Linked DNA regions of Homo sapiens: region 2 is linked to region 1. Evidence: read pairs that join two places in POLR2A ChIA-PET (ENCODE). Cell type or tissue: PC-3. All regions are shown on one strand. Links, peaks and the distances in the headings refer to the core of each region. The heading gives the core; the rest is flanking DNA.

Region 1 (6,115 bases), core at 1,027-5,026:
GTCTCAACTCTGCCTGCCTTTAGACTTGAACTATATTGTTGGCTCTCCTGGTCCTCAGGCCATTGAACTCAGACTACCAATGGCTCTCCTGGGTCTCTAGCTTGCCAACTATGGGTGTTGAGACTGGCAAATCCCAAGTTCCATAATCACATGACTCAATACCTTATTATATATATGTATATATAATGTATATAGGCATCTATCTATCAATATCCCAATATCTATCTATCTAGATAGACTATGATAGAATATCTAGATAGATAGTAGATAGGTGATTGATTGATTGATTGATAGATAAATGGATGATAGATAGGTAAGTAGATAGATATCCTATTCATTCTGTTTCTCTGGAGAACCCTTACTAATATAGTTGTTGAACAAATAATTAAGTAACTGAAGGCTGGCACAACTTTTTGTTCTTTTTTTAAAAAAAGTATTCAGACTTTTGTCTTCCTCATTTGATATTAGCAAATGCACTATAAAATGAAAGGCAAAGCTTTGTTCATGAGTGATTATTCCAGACTAAAGACATCCCCTATCATCTTGGTTGCATAAATTGTAAAAGAAAGGGAAGGAACAAAACTAAGTGAGCTGTTGGGTTTCCAACAACCACCATCTTCTGAGTGAGTAATGAGAAGGTGGGCTTTGTCATCACTCATTAGAGATGGCCCTTCTTTTAATGAATCCTGCAAATATGGAGGACACCAGTGTATCAAATCTTCATATGGTGAGGTAAAGCCAGGGAATATTCAGAAAGCCTTATCTCTCTGCTCATTCCTTTGAAAGTATAGACTATGTCTGCTCCTTGGTGATGACAGACAAAGACATAACAAACAAGGTAATAGTCCCATCAGGTCCTTTCAGTCACTTTGATATATGATCACTTCCCCTGCCACCAGGAACTTAAATGATGACATGCATCTTTGAAGTATTTCATTATAAAGAAGACTAGTCATTCTCATCCTGTCCTCCACAGACATGATCAGCCTTCTGGGAAACTCTATGACTCACCATTGCAGGTATATGTGGACAGTAATCATCCCATAAATAGTTGAGAGAAAAAATAAGTGAGACTCAAAAATGATTATTATTCTTAAAGATATTGAAAATAAGTTTCTCATCCCCCAAGACCTTAATGGGAATTCGAAAACAACTTTTCAAAGAGCAAGAGCCCACTTTTAAATTAGCTTTGTCAACATCATTACAGAACTCATTTTTACCCATTCACCTTTATGCTGTTGACAGAGCTATCTATAACTATACTATAAAAATGTCATCACGTTGGATTGTTCTTTGTTGCCTAAAACATCCCAAATGACATTATGACTGGGAAGAAAAAGAAGGAAAGGAAAATGAGGCTAAGCTGATGGCTAGCAGAAATGCAGAATCTGACACAGGCATATTATGGGGTAAACCATGGTGCACATTTGCTACCTCGTCACCATACAAATGTCACAGGCATTCAAACAGTTCTTGATAATCTGGTCCCATCCTATTATGTCAACTCAGATCGGGGAAGACCCTACATCAACATAAACTCAGTACCAAGACAGAAGACAGCGTGTCTTTACAACCACCTTTCCCCTTGCAGTCCTCTCTGACTTGCATTCTCTTTCCCAGAGCTGTAACTAGGAGTTTAGGGCAAGCACCAGGAAGCTTGTCTTCAAATAAAATTTGTTACCCATGAAGTGGCTACTCACCACTAACAAGGCACTAAACTTCAAAGTTCATTGAGCAGGGGATTAAGATGGCAGATAGGTGGCAGGACTAGCTTGCAGCTCCTGCTCCCACAGATAGCAGCATGTGGAGATTCATGTTGTGAACTTTTGCTGCAAGAACTACCGCAGGAATATAACAGGAATGCTAAGAGAATCCACAGACCCTCTGAAGGAACTGGATCACTACTGCAGGCTCCCTGAAATCCTGAAAAACTGTGAGTCAGCTTGCTTTCTCAATGAGGAGGCTTGTGGTCTGGGCCAGCTTTCCCCCACTTCCCTGGTAATCTGTATTACTCAGCAGAGGCAACCATAATCCCCCTGGGAATATAACTCCATTGGACTGGGACCCACATCCCCATCCCCCACAGCAGCCACAGCAAGCCCCACCCAAGGAGAAGCTGAGCTCAGACATGCTTATCTTTGCCCCAACCTGGTGGTCTTTCTCTACCCACCCTGCTAGCAGAAGACAATGGTCATCATCTCTTGGGAGCTCTATGGCCCTGGCTACCACCTGAGAAACCTGAATACTTAACCAGGTGTCCCTAGGGCAGGTTTGAATCCTCCCTATAGGACTGCAGCTGATGCATTCTTGAAAGCACCATCTCCTGGCTGGAGGCCAACCAACACAAAACCAACACACTAAACAAAAACACAACCAAAAACCCTCACAGAATCCACCTCACTACCCTGTTAACTCCACTGGAGCAGGTACTGGTATTCATGGCTGCAAGATCTGTAAATGGATCACATCATGGGACTTTTTGCAGACACTCCCCAGTACCAGCCTGGAGCTTGGTAGTTCTGCTGGGTGGCGAGACCCAGAAGAGCAAAAACAGTCACTACAGTTTGGCTCTCAGGAAGCCCCATTCCTAGGGGAAGGGGAAGAACACCACTTCAAGGGAGCACCCCATGAAACGAAAGAATTTGAACAGCAGCCCTTGAATCCCAGATTTCTCCTCTGACATAGTCTACTCAAATGAGAAAGAACCAGAACAACAATTTTAGTAATATGACAAGATGAGATTCTTTAACACCCCCAAAAGATTATACCAGCTCACCAGCAATGGAACTGAACCAAGATGAAACCTCTGAGTTGCTAGAAAAAGAATTGAGAAGGTAGATTGTTAAGCTAATCAAGGAGGCATCAGAGAAAGGTGAAGTCCAATTTAAGGAAATCAAAAAAGTAATAATAATACAAGAAATGAGAGGATAAATCTTCAGTGAAATGCATAGCATAAGTGAAAACAATCACAACTTCAGGAAATAAAAGACACACTTAGAAAATGCCAAGTGTTTTGGAAAGTCTCAGCAATAGAATTGAACAAGCAGAAGAAAGAACTTCAGAGCTCGAAAACAAGGTTTTCAAATTAACTCAATCCAAAAAAGAGTAAGAAATAAATGAATAATCAAGGCCTCCAAGAATTTTGGGATTATGTTAAACAACCAAACCTAAGAATAATTGGCATTCCTGAGGAAGAAGAGAAATCTAAAAGGTTGGAAAACATATTTGGGGGAATAATCAAGGAACTCTTCCCTGGCCTTGCTAGAGGCCTGGATATCCAAATAAAAGAAGCTCAAAGCACACCTGGGAAATTCATTGCAAAAAGATCATCACCCAGGCACATTGTCATTATGTTATCTAAAGTCAAGGTGAAGGAAACAATCTTAAGAGCTGTGAGGCAAAAGCACCAGATAACCTGTAAAAGAAAACCTATCAGATTAACAGCAGATTTCTCAGCAGAAACCCTACAAGCAAGAAGGATCTGGGCCCCTATCTTCAGCCTGTTTAAACAAAACAATTGGCCAGGCGCAGTGGCTCACACCTGTAATCCCAGCACTTTGGGAGGCCAAGGTGGGTGGATCACGAGGTCAGGAGATTGAGACCATCCTGACCAACATGGTGAAACCCTGTCTCTACTAAAAATACAAAAAATTAGCTGGGTGTGGTGGTGCATGCCTGTACTCCCAGCTACTCGGGAGGCTGAGGCAGGAGAATCACTTGAACCCAGGAAGCAGAGGTTGCAGTGAGACAAGATCACACCACTGTACTCCAGCCTGGTGACAGAGTGAGACTCTGTCTCAAAAAAAAAAAACAAAAAACAAAAAAACAATTATCAGCCAAGAATTTTGAATCCAGTGAATTTCCTTCATAAAGGAAAGATACAGTCTTTTTCAGACAAACAAATGCCGAGAGAATTTGCTACTACCAAGCCATCACTATAAGAACTGCTAAAAAGAGCTCTAAATCTTGAAACAAATCCTGGAAATACATCAAAACAGAACCTCTTTAAAGCATAAATCTCACAGGACCTATAAAACAAAAATACAATTTAAAAAGCCAAGGTATACAGGCAACAAATAGCATGATGAATGGAATAGTACCTCACATCTCAATACTAATGTTGAATGTAAATGGCCTAAATGCTCCACTTAAAAGATACAGAATTGCAGAATGGATAAGAATTCACCAACCAACTATCTGTTGCCTTCAGGAGACTCAACTAACACATAAGAACTCATATAAACTTAAGGTAAAAGGATGGAAAAAGATATTCTATGCAAATGGACACCAAAAGTGAGTGGGAGTAGCTATTCTTATATCAGACAAAACAAACTTTAAAGCAACAGCAGTTAAAAAAGACAAAGAGGGACATTATATAATGTTAAAACATCTAGTCCAACAGGAAAATATCACAATTCGAAACATATATGCACCCAACACTGGACCTCCCAAATTTGTAAAATAATTACTACTAGACCTAAGAAATGAGATAGATGGCAACAAGATAGTCGTGGGGGATATTAATACTCCAATGACAGCACTAGACAGGTCATCAAGACAGAAAGTCAACGAAGAAACAATGGACTTAAACTATACCCTACAACAAATGGACTTAACAGATATTTACAGAACATTCTACCCAATAACTGCAGAATATACATTCTATTCATCAGGACATAGAAAATTCTCCAAGATAGACCATATGATGAGCCACAAAACAAGTCTCAGTAAATTTAAGAAAATTGAAATTATATCAAGTACTCTCTGAGGCCACAGTGGAATAAAATTGGAAATCAACTCCAAAAGGAACCCTCCAATCCATGGAAATACATGGAAATTAAATAATCTACTCCTGAATGATCATTGAGTCAACACTGAAGTCAAGATGGAAATTAAGAAATTCTTTGAACTGAACAATAATAGTGACACAACCTATCAAAACCTCTGGGATACAGCAAAGGCAGTGCTAAGAGGAAAGTTCATAGCATTTATGTATTAAAGGCAAGTTTATCGGAATCAGTAAAAGCAGATCATTTCTAATCAATAATTTTTCCTTTAGTGAGGAAAGCCCTACATCAAAAAATCTGAAACAGCACAAATAGACAATCCAAGGTCACTTCTAATGGGACTGGAGAAACAAGAACAATTGAAAGCCAAATCCAGCAGAAGAAAATGAATAATGAAGATCAGAGCAGAACTAAATGAAATTGAAAAAAAAATTGAAATAAAACAAAAAACTGGTTCTTTGAAAAGATAAATAAAATTGATAGCCCATTAACCATTAACCAAGAAAAGAGAGAAGATTAACCAAGAAAAGAGAGAGGATCCAAATAAGCTCAATTAGAAACAAAATGGGAGATATTACAACTGATACCACAGAAATACAAAAGATTATTCAAGGCTACTATGAACACCTTTGCAGGCATAATCTAGAAAACCTAGAGGAGATGGATAAATTCCTGGAAGTATATAACCCTCCTAGATTAAACCAGAAAGATATAGAGTCTCCGAACAGACCAATAACAAGCAATGAGATTGAAATGGCAATAAAAAAAATTACCAAAAACAAAAGTCCAGGACCAGATGGATTCACAGCTGAATTCTATCAGACATTCAAAGAAGAATTGGTACCAATCCTATTAACACTATTCCAAAAGATAGAGAAACAGGGAATCCTCTCTAAGTCGATCATTCTCTAAAGCCATTGTCACCCTAATACCAAAACCAGGAGAGGATATAACAAAAAAAGAAAATTACAGATCAATATCCCTGATAAACATAGATGCAAAAATCCTCAACAAAGTACTAGCAAACTGAATCCAACAGCATATCAGAAAGATAATCCACCATGATCAAATGGGTTTCATAAGAGGGATGCAGGAATGATTTAACATACATAAGTCAATAAATGTGATACACCACAGAAACACAATTAAAAGTCACACAATTATCTCAATAGACACAGAAAAAGCATTTTACAAAATCCAGCATCCCTTTATGATTAAAACCCTCAGAAAAATCGGCATCGAAGGGACATACTTAAAAAAAAAGTCATCTACAACAAACCCACAGCCAACATTATACTGAACAGGGAAATGTTGAAAGCATTCCCCCT
Region 2 (6,115 bases), core at 911-4,910, 300 kb before region 1:
AAATGCAAATTTCAGATACACAACGAATACTTTTTTAGTATAAGTGTGTCCCAGGCAGTCTTTAGGACATGATTATACAAAAAATATTTCATTGTTTACCTGAAATTCATGTTAAACAGTCCTGTATTTTATCTGGCAGCCCTACTTGAGAGAAGACATCTGATCTTATAGCTTCTTGGTGTTCACCACAATGTCAGGGGAGATGTTGGGGACTTGGGCTTTGCTTCTTGGAGAGCTGCATGAGATGACTTCAGCAGTACTTCTTCCAGCTCAAGAAACCACACTACTGAAAAAACCTGGATAAACTGAACACACTTTGAGGAGAATAATGAGAAAGATGACTCAAAACCAAGTTTCAGGATGTGTGGTTGATGACACTGAGGTTATATAATCTGGAGAAGGGATGATCCAGGAGTAATGGGAAAGTTGTTGCTAAGGCATCTTTTTCATAAAGATTAATAAAGTCATTTTCTAAAGCTGCAAGGGGTAACAGCAGTGCCAGTGAGTGAAGGCCACAGCAAAGCCTATTTCAGCTGGCTGGTGGGATTCTTTTCTAATAGCAAGAGTCATTCAACAATGGAAGGGGCTTCTTTGAAAGGTGGTGCCTTGCTCTATCCTGGGTGTATTTGTACATAAGCTGGGTGATCCCATGGCAAGGGTGCTGATGTGAGCATTACCATATGAATGTGTAGACTGACTGGTGACACGTGTGTGTGGGCTCATGCACACAAAAGAACTTTAACATAGTACTGACCTTTTCATTCATTTTTATTGAGATATTGCACATAGTACAAAATTTACCACTTTAAAGTATAACTATTCACTAGTTTTTAGTATATTCACAAGGGTGTACAGGTATCACCATCTCCACTATCTAATTCCAGAACATTTCTGTCATCTCAAAAAGAAAGCCATTAGTAATCACCCTCCAATCTTCCCTTATCCCAGCCCCTGGCAACCACTAATCTTTCTGTCTCTATGGATTTGGGACTGGTTAATATTTAAGGTAAGGTCCCCTTGAACTTGGAGATTCTCTTGTCTCTGTAAGGAGGCCCTTGGGATCCACCACCCAAACACAAGGAGGTCATTCCCAAGGACAAAGGAATCTCAGCACACTGGAATCAGTGTTAAACTCAGACCCTCAAGAAGTTAGAATGCACCGTCTTTAAATCCCACATTCTTTTTTTTAAATTTTTTTTTTAAATCTTCATTTGGATTGGTTTATTTTATTATTATTATACTTTAAGTTTTAGGTTACATGTGCACAATGTGCAGGTTAGTTACATATGTATACATGTGCCATGCTGGTGTGCTGCACCCATTAACTCGTCATTTAGCATTAGGTATATCTCCTAATGCTATCCCTCCCCCCTCCTCCCACCCCACAACAGTCCCCAGAGTGTGATGTTCACCTTCCTGTGTCCATGTGTTCTCATTGTTCAGTTCCCATCTATGAGTGAGAATATGCGGTGTTTGGTTCTTTGTTCTTGCGATAGTTTACTCTCCAGTGGCGCAATCGGTTAGCGCGTGGTACTTATAAATCCCACATTCTTATGGCGGCACTGTCTGTTCAAATAATAGTTTTTTTTTTTTTTCGTTCCATATAAACATGCACTGGTGAGCCTGAGACTTAAAGGAAATGCCATGAAGTCAAAATAGTGAAAACTACATTTTACTTTGTCAACCTAAATAACAGAGAGTCTCTCCAAAAGAAAAGATGTTTATTTGTGAACAGGGCATTGCAATAGAAACACACATGCCATAGTAAACTATACGCCTATTCAGGGAGGTAAAGGAAGACAAAAGTTTTTAAAGGGAAAAATGAGGAGGATGATGTAACTGTTTTGAAATCATTATCTTTGACTACAAAAATCAATAACAAAGGTGACACCAGTCCGAGTTTGGTCAGGGAGTTGTTTGGCAGATGTCCTTATAGAAGTATTTTTTCTGTAAGGTTGCGATGACATTTGTGCAAGGTTGTGGTTTTTGCAGCCTTTTGTGATAGTTTTTGTTATCAGACCTACAAGCATGTGAACCATCTCCATGGTTTTCCCTGGCTCTGTTTGCCAGGATTTTCTTAACACTAGTCACCCCCACTTCATTCTCACAACTTTCACAAATTGCAGCCTCGTTTGTGTGTGCAATAAGCCTTCATTTCTATTCTTTTTTGAATATTTTACAGATGGGGTACAGTTGCTCTCTAGGGTTTTTTCTTTTATTTCTTTTCTTCATTAGTAACTTGTGATTCTGAAAAGAGGAAGTAGGAAATTACAACATTGTTTGTGCTAAAACTTGACATAGCATGATTAGAAAAACTGTCCTTGGGCACAATTGTGATGAAGACATGAGTGGGTTCTCTCTTGTTTCATCAGGACAGCTGGTAAACTCCCACACTTGTGCTTCTAGCCTTTCTTTTGGCGGGGCATGAAAAGCTCAGCTACAATAAATCATCGTCTAGCCTAAGACATTTATGAATAGATATGTTTTATGAGAGTAGCACATTCAGGATCTGATGAAGACATCTGCTTTTTATTCTCAGTGTGTCACATCTGGGTTAACTACTTTGCAAAAGTGTAGAAATGTTATCATTAAAAATGAATTTGGGTTCAATTGTGGCAAGAGCCACAGCTGAAAACAATGACGGGTTGACAGTTGCCTGAGAAAGCTAGGGCTTTTATTTATTTATTTTAAAGCTATGGCTAGGAGAGGGCTTAGGGACCAAAGGAAAATACTCTACAGTGAGACTTGAACACTTTACTTAACTGTGATCCTGCTCCCGGGTCTGCTCAGGGCACTTTATAGGTATTTTGAGTCAGGGGGAAGTTCACATGCTGTCAATGTGTAAGGAAGGCTCTCTTTGATGAAATACAGTGTGGTGTTGACTTGATGAGCCCACTGTTTTTTCTTAAGGAAATACCTTTGTATTGACTGCATTTGAGGACAAGTAGTGACTCATAAACCTGGAGCAATATGAGGATCTAATAAAATCAACCCCTTTACCTCATACATTCCTAGTGGATGCTCCACAAGAGTTCTGGGGCTACTCAGGGCAGGAAGCCATCCTCACAGGGTTCCCAAGAATTCCGGACAGAAATAGAGTCATCATTCAGCATTCCTCAGGCTGCACTTGCACCCACTTCCTTGTAACCACGAGCCCCATAGCACTAGATCCTGACCATTTGCATCTCTGTTGTTCCTATCGAAAGGATCTCTGATGTTAGAATCAGAGGCTTCTGTTTAAGAATTGCTTCAGCAGATCCTGAATTCCAGTGAAACAGCTGAGGCCAACCAGTTTGAAGACCCCCCACAGAGGAACCCAATCAGCGTGAGAACACAGCTTCTTCATTGCCCTGTCCCATGACTTCACCCTGCACTCTTCTACCAATCAGTGATCTCCACGCTTCGGCCCACTCCAAAACCCTTAAAGCCCCTAGCCCCAAACTCCTTGGAGAGATGGATTGAAGGTTTCCTCTCATCTCCTCATTTGGCAGCCCCATGATTAAACCTCTTTCTCTGCTGCAACCCGGTGTCTCGGGGCAGTGACTTGCCACATGCACGGGGCAATGGACTTATTAGGTTACAGGAGAACCTTGACGTACAGAAATGTGGAAAAAGTTTACAAACCATTTAGGAACATCAAAAGGGACTTGTGGCTACATCACTGGGAGGACGTCCTATACAATCATATCCTCCCAAGTTGGCCTGACAACAGAACATCCATACCCCAATATACAGGCACTGGGGTCGGTTAACAGTGGAGGATGTGGAAGCAAAGGTGAAACCAAGCCAAGTGGCTGCACCACCCCTAAGCAGCACTGTGGCGGCCCCTGATAGCTTGGTTTGCCGTTGTCCCATGGATTTGGCTAGTAAGGAGATGATGAGCCAAGATAGATTCTGACAGTGTAGGACTTACACATACATGTGTCTTCCAAAGCTCATACGCTGGAACGTAGTCCCCAAAGGGAATGTATTAAGAGATGGGGCCATTAGCAGGCGATTAGTGCCCTTATAAAAGGGCTCTGGGGACTAACTCGTCCCTTTTGGCTTCTGCCATGTTGAGGACCCAGTCACAAGTTGTCATTTTGGAAGCAGAGAGCAGTTCTTACTAGATACTGACTCTGCCAGTGCCTCAATCTTGGACTTTCCAGCCTCCAGAACTGTGAGAAATAATTGTCTGTTGTTTATAAATTACCACTCTCAGCTATTCTGTGATAGTATCACAAACAGATTAAGACATTCCCCCCTACCCACGCTGCCAGTTATTTGCCACAGACAAACCATCCCTTTCTCTCTTTTGAGAGGGAGTGATTGCATTGTTGTCAACACCTAGGCACTTGGCAGCTCTCAGTTACTTGGGGACCAAGGTGAAAAAGACTTAAACTTGACAAGTGAGTGAGAAAGAGGGATGAAGAGATAACATCTCCCCACCATCTGGCTTAGCCAGCTGAAGAATAAGATAGAAGGTCTTATTGCAGCTGAACATCTGGTTGAGCTCATGGACTCACCTGGAGATGGATGACTCTCCAGCAAGACCTGCATCAAAACTGCTCTAATTGTTTTTATTAGTTTTCTCTGGCTCAGCTTAGTGGGTTGGGTTTTTTTTTTTTTATAATTGGGAAGCTCCTGCCTTAACTTCTGTGTCAGTCATAGTGATAAAATATGTTGAGTATGCCCTACAATAATGATGTATACATGCTTAAGATGCAAATTGCATCTGTGTGCATGAGATGGAGGTCAAACCCAAGGGTGTCCTCTCTTGAACTTCCACCGTAAAACATCAGACCCCTAGGGCTTCCTCGTGCTTGACCCCTGAGGGTTCACCAAATCATCGCAGAAGAGTCTGCTTGGATTTTATCCTTACTTAGATACTTGTAGATGCTTTATTATTGCTATTAGCTATTTATTAATCATTTTCTTTTAGCACATTATTTTAATAATTTTTATATTGCTCCATTCTGTTACCATGTCTTCAAGAGATAAAGAGAGCATCAAAAGATGATTTGAATCTCCACAGTGAAAAGGCACAGTGAGTAGCTATGAACATCAACCTTAATCCCAAACAATAAACACTGAGATATGCTGTGGCAATATTATAAGATTTTAAAGAAACAAACAAAAATCCTCCCCTAAAGCCTCCAGAAAGGAATGCAGCCCCACCAACACTTTGATTTCAGTCCCGTGAAGATTGTTTTTGGACTTTTGACCTTCAGAACTAGAAGATAATTAATCTGATTCGTTTTCAGCCACTGAGTTTGTGGTCATTTGGTATAGCAGGAATGGGAAACCAACACAGTGTCCATTTTCTTTTCAGTTGCTTTGTGTAGTTTTGTGAAAAGATTTATAGAGATTTTTTTAAAACCTCACCATTGTCATCTTGTTTTGTCTAGGATGTTGTTTTCTAAATTACATTTTATTTAAGCTTTAGTGCACTGGACTAAGTTGACTGAGAATTATTAAATATATTTTCCTCCCCCAAACTGTTATTGGAAGCAATATTTTATAGGAACGAACACAGGGTTCATGATACTGGCTCTTAAACAAAATGTGTGTTTTTATAGAAAATATTCTGGGCTTGCTCATTGTTTATAGCAAGGGAAAAGGAAACTTGTGTTCCATTTTTCACTCCCTTTTACTGACACATTTTTTATGGATATTGAAGCTATTGCTGGTGTCTTCCCTGTAAGTGACACATTTGTACTTTTCAAAAACCATTTTAGAGGTATCAAAGATATGAGCTAGTGAAAACCACCTGCTCATGAGCAAGAAGAAATGAAGCACATTTGCCTCCATTTTTCGGGATTGCAATGTATGGACCATTCATTGAAACCATCTTAAGACGTGGATAAATTTGGGGACTTCTGGAAAATGTCTTTTGCAATGTAGTGAATGTGGATGCTCAATTGATGATGTAAAAAAATAGACTCATATAATACAGTGAAATGAGCTAATTAAATCTGTGACATTTATTGTGGCACAGATGTAATAGATAAAATCTTTTTTTTCATATTCTTCTTAACTTCTTTTCTTATGGTTAAGCCAGTTTTGCTTAAGGCTTAAAAATCAACACCTCTAAAACCTCTGGCCTGTCTTCTTATTTGCTGTAATAGGACACTGT

What was found. Peaks named below come from ENCODE experiments on the same cell type or tissue, not always from the same donor. Only the 100,000 strongest peaks of a DNase experiment are listed, where the experiment ranks them.
Region 2: POLR2A ChIA-PET joins it to region 1 with 5 read pairs; 1 of 35 experiments calls an interaction of 5 or more read pairs at or near these places.

What each region holds. Positions count from the first base shown.
Region 1 is chrX:8,287,852-8,293,966 of GRCh38, forward strand. All of the region lies in intron 2 of LOC107985675 (a long non-coding RNA gene), which reads left to right. Among named protein-coding and RNA genes, the nearest start is that of VCX2, 120 kb to the left of the region's middle. In PC-3, for the core only: no CTCF peak of the experiment used is centred there; no DNase peak of the experiment used is centred there; H3K27ac peaks cover 889 bases.
Region 2 is chrX:7,985,434-7,991,548 of GRCh38, forward strand. All of the region lies in intron 1 of LOC107985675 (a long non-coding RNA gene), which reads left to right. Among named protein-coding and RNA genes, the nearest start is that of PNPLA4, 61 kb to the left of the region's middle. RefSeq lists an enhancer at 1,735-2,029. In PC-3, for the core only: no CTCF peak of the experiment used is centred there; DNase peaks (open chromatin) are centred at 2,773 and 3,136; H3K4me3 peaks cover 803 bases; H3K27ac peaks cover 2,400 bases.